Linked DNA regions of Homo sapiens: region 1 is linked to region 2. Evidence: chromatin contacts called from ENCODE POLR2A ChIA-PET data. All regions are on one chromosome and are shown on one strand. The core of a region is the stretch at or near the end of the contact, and the rest is flanking DNA. Distances in the headings are between cores, read along the strand shown. Region 1 holds the start of LINC01983 (long intergenic non-protein coding RNA 1983). Region 2 holds the start of TMEM44 (transmembrane protein 44).

The links. ChIA-PET counts read pairs that join two places held with the same protein, here RNA polymerase II (POLR2A).
Region 1: POLR2A ChIA-PET joins it to region 2 with 11 read pairs in activated naive CD4-positive, alpha-beta T cell. The contact joins the promoter of LINC01983 here to the promoter of TMEM44 in region 2. POLR2A ChIA-PET finds 5 or more read pairs at or near these places in 2 of 52 experiments (activated T-cell and activated naive CD4-positive, alpha-beta T cell).

Annotation. Positions count from the first base shown.
Region 1 is chr3:195,858,563-195,864,647 of GRCh38, reverse strand. It overlaps LINC01983 (long intergenic non-protein coding RNA 1983), which reads left to right and starts at 4,244. Exons shown (of 2, transcript NR_134939.1): 1 at 4,244-4,375. TNK2 (tyrosine kinase non receptor 2) reads left to right here. Exons shown (of 16, transcript NM_001382273.1): 16 at 461-1,284. The coding sequence ends at 467. RefSeq lists enhancers at 3,810-4,332, 4,333-4,857.
Region 2 is chr3:194,629,351-194,634,816 of GRCh38, reverse strand. It overlaps TMEM44 (transmembrane protein 44), which reads left to right and starts at 1,398. Exons shown (of 10, transcript NM_001011655.3): 1 at 1,398-1,738. The coding sequence starts at 1,602. TMEM44-AS2 (TMEM44 antisense RNA 2) reads right to left here and starts at 1,889. Exons shown (of 2, transcript NR_186047.1): 1 at 1,650-1,889. RefSeq lists a silencer at 1,200-1,629.

The DNA.
Region 1 (6,085 bases), core at 2,995-5,494, 1.2 Mb before region 2:
TTACTGATTTGCATCTGGGATGCAGGCACTCCGTGTCACCTGTCTGTCACTGTCTCGGGTGGTTCTTACTGATTTGCATCTAGGATGCAGGCACTCCGTGTCACCTGTCTGTCGCTGTCTGGGGTGGTTCTTACTGATTTGCAGCTGGGATGCAGGCACTCCGTGTCACCTGTCTGTCGCTGTCTCGGGTGGTTCTTACTGATTTGCATCCACATAGGCTTTGGGCTCTATCCCACCTGTCGTCTTCGGATTCTCTAATACGCAGGAGTGCTCTTCTGTTAGTTTACTCATAGTTTATTAAAGTACAGAGAAAAGACATCCAGGATGATAAATTTTACAGTCCTTGCCGGGGACTGCCAGCTTCCAGTGGTGTTGCCTGGCACCAGTGTGACCCCCGGTGCCTGCCCCGCTGAACCTTCTGTAAACTGTTTAACTGTGCTGGTGGTTTCCCATTCTCTAGGCGCTGAGATGCGTCTGGAGAGCCAGAGGGCCTGCCTGAAGGAATCACCTGAGCCTGTCCGTCCACCAGGAGTGGGGAGATGCCCCCATCCAGTCCTGGAGGACCCGCTGCTCCTGCTGCTCCCGGGGATGGAGCAAGGCCAAGGCTGCGGGAGGCTGGGAGCCCTGCCCTGCCCATCCCTCCTGCACCAGCGCTGTCCCTGCACACTTTGGTTCAGTCCCGGTGCCCCTGCCAAGATGTGGAAGGGGCCGGGTGAAGACAGGCTTGAGGGCTGCCCCAGCAGGCTCTGGGTATGACCTGCCTCTGGCCCTGGTCCTGGGCGGGGCCTGTGGGTGGAGTAGTACCCCCAGGCCCTGCCCTGGGTGACAGACTGGGAGGAAACCAGGCTGGACCTGGGCAGGCGGGATGTGTTGGCCACAGGGAGAGGCGGACCGGCACCCGGTGGGACCTCCTAGGACTGGGCCTTCTTCCAGGGGGCCCCTGGCAGCAGCTGGGGTGTCGGGCAGAATGTGACTTGTGGCCTTACCATGGACTTGAATGGGACTTGGCTGGCCTCAGGATCTTGTGCCTGGAAATAGCCTGAGGTGGCTCAGGAAGCGGAGAAAGGGTGCCAGACCATTCTCTGGCGGGGACCAGGGCCCAAGGCCCCAGGGCTGGAAGGAGACCAAGGGGCAGCCGCCCTGGAGGGACATCAGTGCTTCCTCTTCCACCCAATTCCCCCACGCGGTTCCATGTTTTCCCACCAGCCTGTTGGCGAAGTTGCTGCTCCGGCATTCAGTACCTGCTTCTTCCAGAGAAATAAAGTTAGTTTCTATTTTATGTTACTTACTTGTGCCTGCCTGTTTCTTTGCCTGTTAGTCAGCAAGCTCCAGGCCCCAAGCGAGGCTCCCCAGGCCACCAGCATCTGCTCCGGGCAGCAGGCCTTGTAGCACCACCTGGAGGCAGCGGGAGGGCGCGCAGGCCTGGACACCGGGAGGCCTCTTCCCTTACACGGCCGGCAGCGGGGCCAGAGTCCCCGCCGGTCTGGTCAGTGACTTTCACACTGCCTGGATTTCACTTGCCGCGTGGACTTCTGTAAGGCAGGATATATACTGCAGGAGAGAGTACAGCAACCCAGTTAAATAGAACCAAGCCAGAAATGTTAGCAACAAGGAACCCTTCAATATGTTAGGTATTTTAATTGCTTTTCTGAATAACTCATGTTCATACGGTTCAAAATTGAAAAGGCACTGAGGAGTGTACAGTGAAATGACTGGGTATCACCCACCGCGGCCGTCCACTTCCCCAGTGCAGAGACGCCTGTATCACCAGTTTCTTGTGTAGTGCTTGTTTTTGTTTTTACTTAATAATATTTTGAAGAATTCCATAGCAATACTGAACGTGCTTCCCCATTCTTTTTTTTTTTTTTTTTTTTGAGACAGTTTTGCTCTTGTTGCCCAGGCTGGAGTACAGTGGTGCGATCTCTGCTCACTGCAACCTCTGCCTCCCAGGTTCAAGCAATTCTCCTGCCTCAGCCTCTGAGTAGCTGGGATTACAGGCACGTGCCACCACACCCAGCCAATTTTTGTATTTTTAGTAGAGATGGGGTTTCTCCATGTTGGCCAGGCTGGTCTCAAACTCTTGACCTCAGGTGATCCGCCTGCCTCAGCCTCCCGAAGTGCTAGGATTATAGGCATGAGCCACCGCGCCCGGCTGGGCTTCCCCATTCTTTCGGGTTGCGTGGATGCACGGGTGTACCATAACCTACTTAACTGGGTTCCTTTTGATGAAGGGCAATTTTAGTTGCATCCAGTCCTTCGCAATTACAACCATTGCCTCAGTAAATTGTGTATGTGGGCTGTTTTTCACTCGCACGTCAATCTGAAGATGAGTTCCCAGCAGTGGGACTGCTAGGTCAAAGGGCGTGTGCCATGGCGGTGGGTGGTGCTGAACCTGCTCTCAGCGGAGGGACATTCTCAGTTGTCACACCACCTGTGCAAGGGAGCTTTCCATGTGTTAAGGAGTTTTCTGATCTTTGGCAGACTGACTGGTAGAAAATAGTGTTTCTATAGTTTTAATATGCATTTCTCTTACGAATAAACTCAAAAATAAGTTGAGCCATTTGTATTTCCTTTTTAATGAGTTGCCTATTAATATCCTTGGCCCATTACAAAATGTTAGATTATTCATCGGTTTCTTACTGCTTTCCAGGAAATTACTGGATCAATCAAGGAAACTAGCTCTTTGAGCTTCACATATGATCATGTGAACTTTAGGAAAAGAGGTAAATCATAAGAAAGTAAGCTTAATGACTCGGGTTTATTGAAAACAAAACAGAGGCCATTCAGGGTGAGTCTGGGCCACGTGTGTGTCTGGCTGTAGGCTGGCCTTCGTGGGTAGGCCCCGAGGCTCAGAAGTTCTGAGGCCTGGGAGCTTTGCATATGCCGTTTGCAAAGGCAGGAATTCTATTATTTTAACTGTGATTTAAAATACCTAGTCAAATATATCACAAAAGGGAACAAGTTTTTTTTTTTTTTTTTTTTTTTGAGACGGCATCTTGCTCTGTTGCCCAGGCTAGAGTGCAGTGGTGCAATCTCGGCTCACTGCAACCTCTGCCTCCTGGGTTCAAGTGATTCTCCTGCCTCCGCCACCTGAGTAGCTGGGACCACAGGCGCACACCACCACACCCGACTAATTTTTGGATTTTTAATTTTTGGATTTTTAGTAGAGATGGGGTTTCACCATACTGGTCAGCCTGGTCTTGAACTCCTGACCTCATGATCCGCCCGCCTCGGCCTCCCAAAGTGCTGGGATTACAGGCGTGAGCCACCGCATCCAGCCAGAACAAGTTCATATTAAGTGAGTGTTGAGCATTGCTGTTAGACCTGGATTTCATTCCTAGCTCTGTTTCGTCTTAGAAATGTTATTTCACCTTTCTGAGTCTGTAAACTGATGGAGTAATTCCTGCCTTATAGAAGGGTTGTGAGGACTGACTGAGGTTGTGAAGGTGAAACATTTTGCTTAGAGTATGGGCCACAGTCAGTTCCCACCAAACAGTAGTTATTATAAATGTTATTTCCCCGTGTTCCTGCCTGTTTCTATTAATCAATAGCTCACATTATACACTGACCACACTCTGCGCATAGAATTGTGTTTTACTTTTCTCATTTTCCTTCTGTTTCAGAAAGTTTATTCTTTTGCTCACAATTATCCTATTTATAGATCATAGGTGTTTTTACTTCATTTTAAAAAACACATCAATTTTTTGTAAGCAATCCAGATGTGTGTATGCTTTACAAGCATTTAAAAATCTGTTTCAGAGCCAACACATCCAGAAAGATTTTTGCAGGGGGCAGAGGATGTCAAAGCAGCTCGAGGTTTCTCAGGGGAGCAGGGAACCCAGTGTACTTTTCCTGCCAGACACACAGTTCCCTAAACCCTGGGTTTCCTGCTATGTTTTTCTTGCTTCTAATCGGCCTGCCAGCTTTTCCAGCATCTCCTGGGTTTACTGAAAAGATCTTAAGTTGGGAAGTTGAAACGCTGACCCAGGTGTGTTTGCCAACAGGCAGAATCAACAACAGGCAGAATCAACAACAGGGAGAATCAACAACGGAGAATCAACAACAGGGAGAATCGACAACAGGGAGAATCAACAACAGGCAGAATCAACAACAGGCAGAATCAACAACAGGGAGAATCAACTCAGTGGGGAGGTGTCGGGTGCTTTTTGTGTGTGGAGCCCTGATGAGGAAACACAAGCCAAGTAGAAACAGTCCGTGCCCCAGATGGGTCCACAGCCTTTGGGGGACTGTGACAGCATCACGGCAGGACGGGTGCTCTGTAATCGTTACGCACCAGGTGTCTTGGGAGCAGAGGAGGTGGCTCCCCACAAGGTCACGTTGTGCTGATGTGATGGGTGAGAACGGTGAACGCCAGGTAGGGACGAAAGCGCTGCAGGTGGAGGGCCCTGCAGCCGAGGCGGCGGGCACGAGCCGGCTTGTCCCAGGCACTGAAGTTGGCAAGGCCAGAGCGCATCCTTTTGTTGTTTTGGGGGTGGGTTAGAGGCGGCTCTCGTGATCCTGGCGCGTGAGGCAGGCCTGGATCATGAGGCTGCTGGTGTGGAATGCTGAGTTCTTTTGACTTTGTAGACAAAGGAAGACATCAGGAATAGCCAGAGGGGTAGTGGGGTTGCATCTGGGTGCTCAGGATGGGGCTGCTTGAAAGCGGCTGGCGGCTCCACTGCAGCCACAAAAGGAGGAAAGGCCTAGTGCGTCTCTCCCTGCGGACAAAAGGTTTCCTTAATTGGAAGCAAGTTCATTTGTACAGAAACTGCATTTGGAGGTTGGAGGAACCTCCAACTGCTGGAGTCTTTGTCGAGAGCAAGGGTTCTTGAAGGCCAGTCCAGGGCCGCTGCCGGTCTAGAGTTAAGTTTTCAGCCACCTGAGGTGAAATGATAAGAACTGCAGGACCGAGCTTTTCTTAAAATGAAAGAGATTCCGTTTCAAGGACGGTCTTTATTTGGATGTGTCTTCCTGAGTTCTTGGTACTGAAATGGCTGTTGTTGCGTAGTGGTGGTGGTGGTGTTAGGCGGTAACTGTGTCCCCCGTGCCCTGTCAGGATGCCCCTCACCAATGACTGCTATTTTAATGATCCCCGAAGTCCATCTTGAGGACCCGGGGCCAGAGAGCTTTCGTGTTAGGCAGCACCACCTGTTGGCAAAATGTGGCATTGCAGGCCCTCTGGCTAAATTTCAGAGTGGGAGGGATGAGATTGTGTATTCATTGCCCAATAAATCAATTAATTCCAAATCTGCTGGCTCAAGCCCATGGGTGCTTAAAGGGAGTCAGCCCAGGGAAGCTGGGAGGGGAAGGAACTGGGTCGCCCGCCATCTGGAGCCAAACGGGGACCAGCCAGTATCTAAGGTCAGGAAAGGAGACGGGTGGAGGGCTCTGAAAAACACCACGCCTGCACCTGGGCCAGAAACCTGCGGCTCTGGGCTAGCTGGAGGGAAGCTGAGGGCTGGGAGAGCGGGCAGTCACTCTCCAGCAGAAGTCCTCGCATCACGTCACTCCATTTGGGAAGCCTCAGTTCCACTGTATTAAAAAAAAATGTTTTTATGATTGTTATACATGCTCTTTGTTGACTTGGACCATTCAGAAGAGCGCAGTGAGAAAATTAAAGACCCAGAAAGCCACTTAAAATTTTGATATATTCCACTTTTTTTTGTGCACATATATGTGTATTACGGTTTTATAAAATAAGGTCATCCAGCATGCAGGGTTTCCTTAAGGTTTATTTTTATCTTTATTTTATTTGGTTTTTTGTTTGAATCAAGGTCACTCTCTGTCACCCAGGATGAGTGCCGTGGCATGATCATGGTTCAGGGTGGCCTGGAATTCCTGGACTCAAGCGATCGTCCCACTTAAGCCTCCCAAGCAGCTGGGGTGACCGGCGTGCCCCACCACACCTGGCTAATTTTTTTATTTTTTTATTTTTAGTAGAGACGAGGTCTCACTATGTTGCCCAGGCTGGTCTCGAATTTCTGGACTCAAACAATCCTCCCGCCTCAGCCTCCCAAAGTGCGGGGATTATAGGCATGAGCCACTGTGCCTGGCCAGTTTTCTGTATCTTTAAATTCATCTTCTC
Region 2 (5,466 bases), core at 149-2,648:
CATGCCTGGCTAATTTTTGTGTTTTTAGTAGAGATGGGGTTTCACCATGTTGGCCAGGGTGGTCTCAAACTCCTGACCTCAAGTGATCCACCTGCCTCGGCCTCCCAAAGTGCTGGGATTACAGGCGCGCACCACCATGCCCGGCTAATTTTTGTATTTTTAGTAGAGACAGTGTTTCACCATGTTGGCCAGGCCGGTCTTGAGCTCCTGACCTCAAGTGATCCGCCTGCCTCAGCCTCCCAAAGTGCAGGGACTACAGTTGTGAGCCACCGTGCCTGGCCAGAATTGTACATTTTAAAAGTACTATGTAGGCTGGATGTGGTGGCTCACACCTGTAATCCCAGCACTTTAAGAGGCTGAGGAGGGCAGATCACGAGGTCAGGAGTTTAAGACCAGCCTGGCCAACATGGTGAAACACCGTCTCTACTAAAAATACAAAAATTACTCGGGTGTGGTGGCGGGCACCTGTAGTCCCAGCTACTTGGGAGGCGGAGGCAGGAGAATTGCTTGAACCTGGGAGGCGGAGGCTGCAGGGAGCTGAGATCGCACCATTGCATTCCAGCCTGGGCAACAGAGTGAGACTCTGTCTCAAAAAAAAAAAAAAAAAAAAAGACTATGCTTATGGCATATAAATAATATCTAAATAAAGCTGTAGTTTTTGAAAATTAAAAAAGATTTTTTTTCTTTTTTTCAATCCTGCTCCTTCTATAGAAATATTGTTTTCAAGTCATGTCTTGCTTTAAACAAACCTACTAAAATCAATAAGGAGATTTAAAAATTACAATAATAGTTTACTCTCAAGAAAAACAGCCCTGTGTACTTGAACTGTGCGGTGTGTGGCTGGACAGGAGGCGGCCGGTTGCAGAGATAACCAGCTCTTGGCTGCGGGGCCGTGGGCTAGGATGACATCCAGGAGCAGGGCTTGGGCGACTGCCTGGGGGCGGAGGGTGCCGTTGGCAGCTTCAGAAAGGAGAGTGAGAGGCAGATGTGGGGGTATTTGTTCTCCGGCACGTTTGTTTCCTCCTTCCTGGTCTTGCACCCCACCCTTTTTACTGCGCCCTGTCGGCGATCAGGACCACGCCCCCTTCACCTCGGGATCCCAGCACCCATGCGCTTCAGCAGCGCAACTAATTGCTGTTGGCTCAGGAAATGTGGACAATACGCAGGAAGGGACGCCGTGCCTTACAGCGACCGGCAGGGACTCGGCCGTCCGCGAGCCCAGCCGCCCGCCCCGCTCCGGCCAGGATGTTGGAGGTGGGTGACCGCGAAGAGGTCGGCGGGGGGCGGGGGCCGCAGTCTTTGTGCGCGCGCAGCTCCCGGCTCCCGCCGCTGGGGGGCGGCCTCCGCCCTGCCGACCCCCGACAATAGCGCGAGGGGTGGGGAGCGCGCGGTCCCGGAAACTTTTCCCCGGCGCCTTCGCCGCCGCCGCCCGCGCCCGGGAGCGCGCCCTTCTCTGCCCGCGGTCGGTGCGCTCGGCCGGAGGCGCCGCGGCGGAACGGAACCCAGAGAAGGGCACGCGGGGCGGCGGCGCTCGGGGCTTGCCCGCGGCGAGGGAGGCTGCGCCCAGGTCCCCGGCCCCGCGCCGCGCGCCCAGCCGCGCCATGGGGGAGGCGCCCAGCCCCGCGCCCGCGCTCTGGGACTGGGACTACCTGGACCGCTGCTTCGCCCGCCACCGCGTCTGCATCTCCTTCGGCCTGTGGATCTGCGCCTCCTCCTGCTGGATCGCCGCCCACGCGCTGTAATGGGGCCACGGGTCGGGGGGCTGTCGGGCGGGGAAACGGGCGCCAATCCCCTGCTGCTCCCTCTCGGAAACCTAGAGGAGGGGGCGGAAAGGGGGATGAAGGAGATGGCTCAGTAATAGGATCCAATGGAACATTGCTCTGTAGACTGAAGTGGGATCTTCTTTCCGGATCCCACGCACAGGGAAGCTGGGCTGTGAGCCAAAGGGAGGAGGCTGGGTGGTGCAGCGGATGGGGCCCCGAGGACACCGCGAGCCCTGGGTGCTATTGTCAGCCCTTCGCCATTGACTCGCAGTGTGACCTGGGCAAGCTCCAGAACCTCTCTGGGCCTCCTATGACCGGAGATAATACCTCATAGGATGATGGGAGGATTCGATGAATCAGTACCGTTAAAGCACTTAGTAAATGCTCATTAAACATCATTTGTATTGCTCCAGCTAGGCCACCAACTCTTAGGACCTTGGCAAGTCCCTTGATGTTTCTGGCCTCAGTTTACCCAAAGTCCTCTTAGGTGGGAAGGGAGGTAGTGATATGATCCAGCTGGCCTGTCTTTGCCCTGGTCTGTCCAGCACCTGGACTGGTTTGTCCAGATGCCCACGGTAGCCTAAGTTCTAAGAGTGAATCTCCAGGTCCTCAGCCGCTCTGTCCTAGGCATGGAAATCCACTAGCAGTGCTCAGGATGGTGCCGCCCAAGCATTCCCTGGCAGGGGAGAAAGGACCAGCACCCCTGGGAGAGGTTAGAACTGTCTCCCTGTAGGCACTCAGTGGATATTCTCCTAAGGCGTTTGGTCGTATTGCAGAGATTCTGCAGCCCCACTACCCAGTACTGCAATACAAATAAAAAGACGCCTAGAACATTTACTGTAGGCCCAGTGTTGCATTCATTAACTCATTCAATGCCTGCCACTCACAATATCAGCACCAGGAGGTAGGTGCTGTTACCCCCACTTTCTGTAGGGAACCCTGAGGTTCTGAGAGGTTAAATAACTTGTCTGAGTGAAAGGAAAGAACCAAAACCCCAGATCCTATTGGAAAGGGGCAGGCTGGTAAGAGAGATTAAACTGTTCAGATCAGAGGCTGGAAACTAACAAGGCGCTGGACACGCATTATCCTTTTGTTCCTCACAGTTGTCCTCAGACCAGCACTGTTAGGCACTTTGCCAACCTTGGAGGGGTTAAGAGTGAGCCTCTGCTTCTCACCCTGCCTGGGATCTGGACATACCCATTTGTTTTCAGGGCCTTGCCATCCCTGAACCTCCCCTGCTCCCCTTTCTCTTAGAAGAATGTGTCTTCGGAGTGGTGTGTGGGCTGGGTTAAGGTCAGCTGGCACCCTGGCCCCAAGAGCTGGGGAAGTGGCTGAGAACAACAGGGTACGGAGCAAAGCCCCCGCGTGTGAAGCCAGAAGACCACCATTAACTCACCTTCTCACCAGAGGCCTCAGTTTTGTCCTCTCAAATGGGAGGGTTGATATAAATTATTTCTAATTGGGGTCCGCCTCTGGGAGTCTCCAATTTAAGAATCTCCACTCCTTGGTCTTCAATTGGTTTTAGGAGCCCAGGGCCCAGACTGAAGTTGATGTTGCCACTGTGAGCTTCAGGCTTGGGCCAGCAGGTCAGGAAATGTTTAGAAAGCCAAGAGCCCTCTGTACTCATCCACCATTCCCAAGGACAGGCGCTCAGAATCAGCTAAATCGTCCTAAGGATGTGGAATGAGCACCACCCTCTGCTGAGTGGAAATGAAGCCAGCGCTGCCACCCTGTCTCGGTGTCTCCAGAGAAATGTAGCAAGGAGGCAGGTACGACAATGTATTTCAGAGGCCCTATCAGTGACGCCGATAGAAACAGCCAGCCCCTTCGGAAGGCAGGTACGACAACATATTTCAGAGGCCCTATCAGTGACGCTGAGGGAAACAGCCAGCCCCTTCGGGAGGCAGGTATGACAACGTATTTCAGAGGCCCTATCGGTGACGCCAATAGAAACAGCCAGCCCCTTCGGGAGGCACGTGCGACAACGTATTATTTCAGAGGCCCTATCAGTGATGCCGACGGAAACAGCCAGCCCCTTCGGGAGGCAGGTACAACAGCGTATTATTTCAGAGGCCCTATCAGTGATGCCGACGGAAACAGCCAGCCCCTCCAGGAGGCATGTGCGACAACGTATTTCAGAGGCCCCATCAGTGACGCTGACGGAAACAGCCAGCCCCTTCGGGAGGCAGGTACGACAGCGTATTATTTCAGAGGCCCTATCAGTGATGCCGACGGAAACAGCCAGCCCCTCCAGGAGGCACGTGCGACAACGTATTTCAGAGGCCCCATCAGTGACGCCGACGGAAACAGCCAGCCCCTTCGGGAGGCAGGTACGACAGCGTATCATTTCAGGGGCCCTATCAGTGACGCCGATGGAAACAGCCAGCCCCTTCTGGAGGCAGGTACGACAGCATACTATTTCAGGGGCCCTATCAGTGACGCCGATGGAAACAGCCAGCCCCTTCGGGAGGCAGGTACGACAGCGTATCATTTCAGGGGCCCTATCAGTGACGCCGATGGAAACAGCCAGCCCCTTCTGGAGGCAGGTACGACAGCATACTATTTCAGGGGCCCTATCAGTGACGCCGATGGAAACAGCCAGCCCCTTCGGGAGGCAGTACGACAGCGTATTATTTCAGGGGCCCTATCAGTGATGCCGACGGAAACAGCCAGCCCCTTCGGGAGGCAGGTACGACAGCGTATCATTTCAGGGGCCCTATCAGTGACGCCGATGGAAACAGCCAGCCCCTTCTGGAGGCAGGTACGACAGCATACTATTTCAGGGGCCCTATCAGTGACGCCGATGGAAACAGCCAGCCCCTTCGGGAGGCAGTACGACAGCGTATTATTTCAGGGGCCCTATCAGTGACGCCGATGGAAACAGCCAGCCCCTTCGGGAAGCAGGTACGACAGCGTATTATTTCAGGGGCCCTATCAGTGACGCCGATGGAAACAGCCAGCCCCTTCGGGAGGCAGGTACGACAGCGTATTATTTCAGGGACCCTATCAGTGACGCCGATGGAAACAGCCAGCCCCTTCTGGAGGCAGGTACGACAGCATACTATTTCAGGGGCCCTATCAGTGACGCCGATGGAAACAGCCAGCCCCTTCGGGAGGCAGTACGACAGCGTATTATTTCAGGGGCCCTATCAGTGACGCCGATGGAAACAGCCAGCCCCTTCGGGAGGCAGGTACGACAGCGTATTATTTCAGGGGCCCTATCAGTGACGCCGATGGAAACAGCCAGCCCCTCCGGGAGGCAGGTACGACAGCGTATTATTTCAGGGGCCCTATCAGTGACGCCGATGGAAACAGCCAGCCCCTCCGGGAGGCAGGTACGACAGCGTATTATTTCAGGGGCCCTGTCAGTGACGCCGATGGAAACAGCCAGCCCCTTCGGGAGGCAGGTACGACAACGTGTTTCAGAGGCCCTATCAGGGACGCCGATAGAAACAGCCAGCCCCTTCAGGAGGCATGTACGACAATGTATTTCAGAGGCCCTATCAGTGACGCCGATAGATACAGCCAGCCCCTTCGGGAGGCATGTACAACAACGTATTTCAGAGGCCCTATCAGTGACGCTGATAGAAACAGCCAGCCCCTTCCTGCCCTTCCGTGCATCTTCTCCAGTGGATATGGACTGGGGAGGGGCTGTAAGGGGAGAAGTGGCTGTGGGGGCGCTGAGGGAGGGACAGCTCCAAGT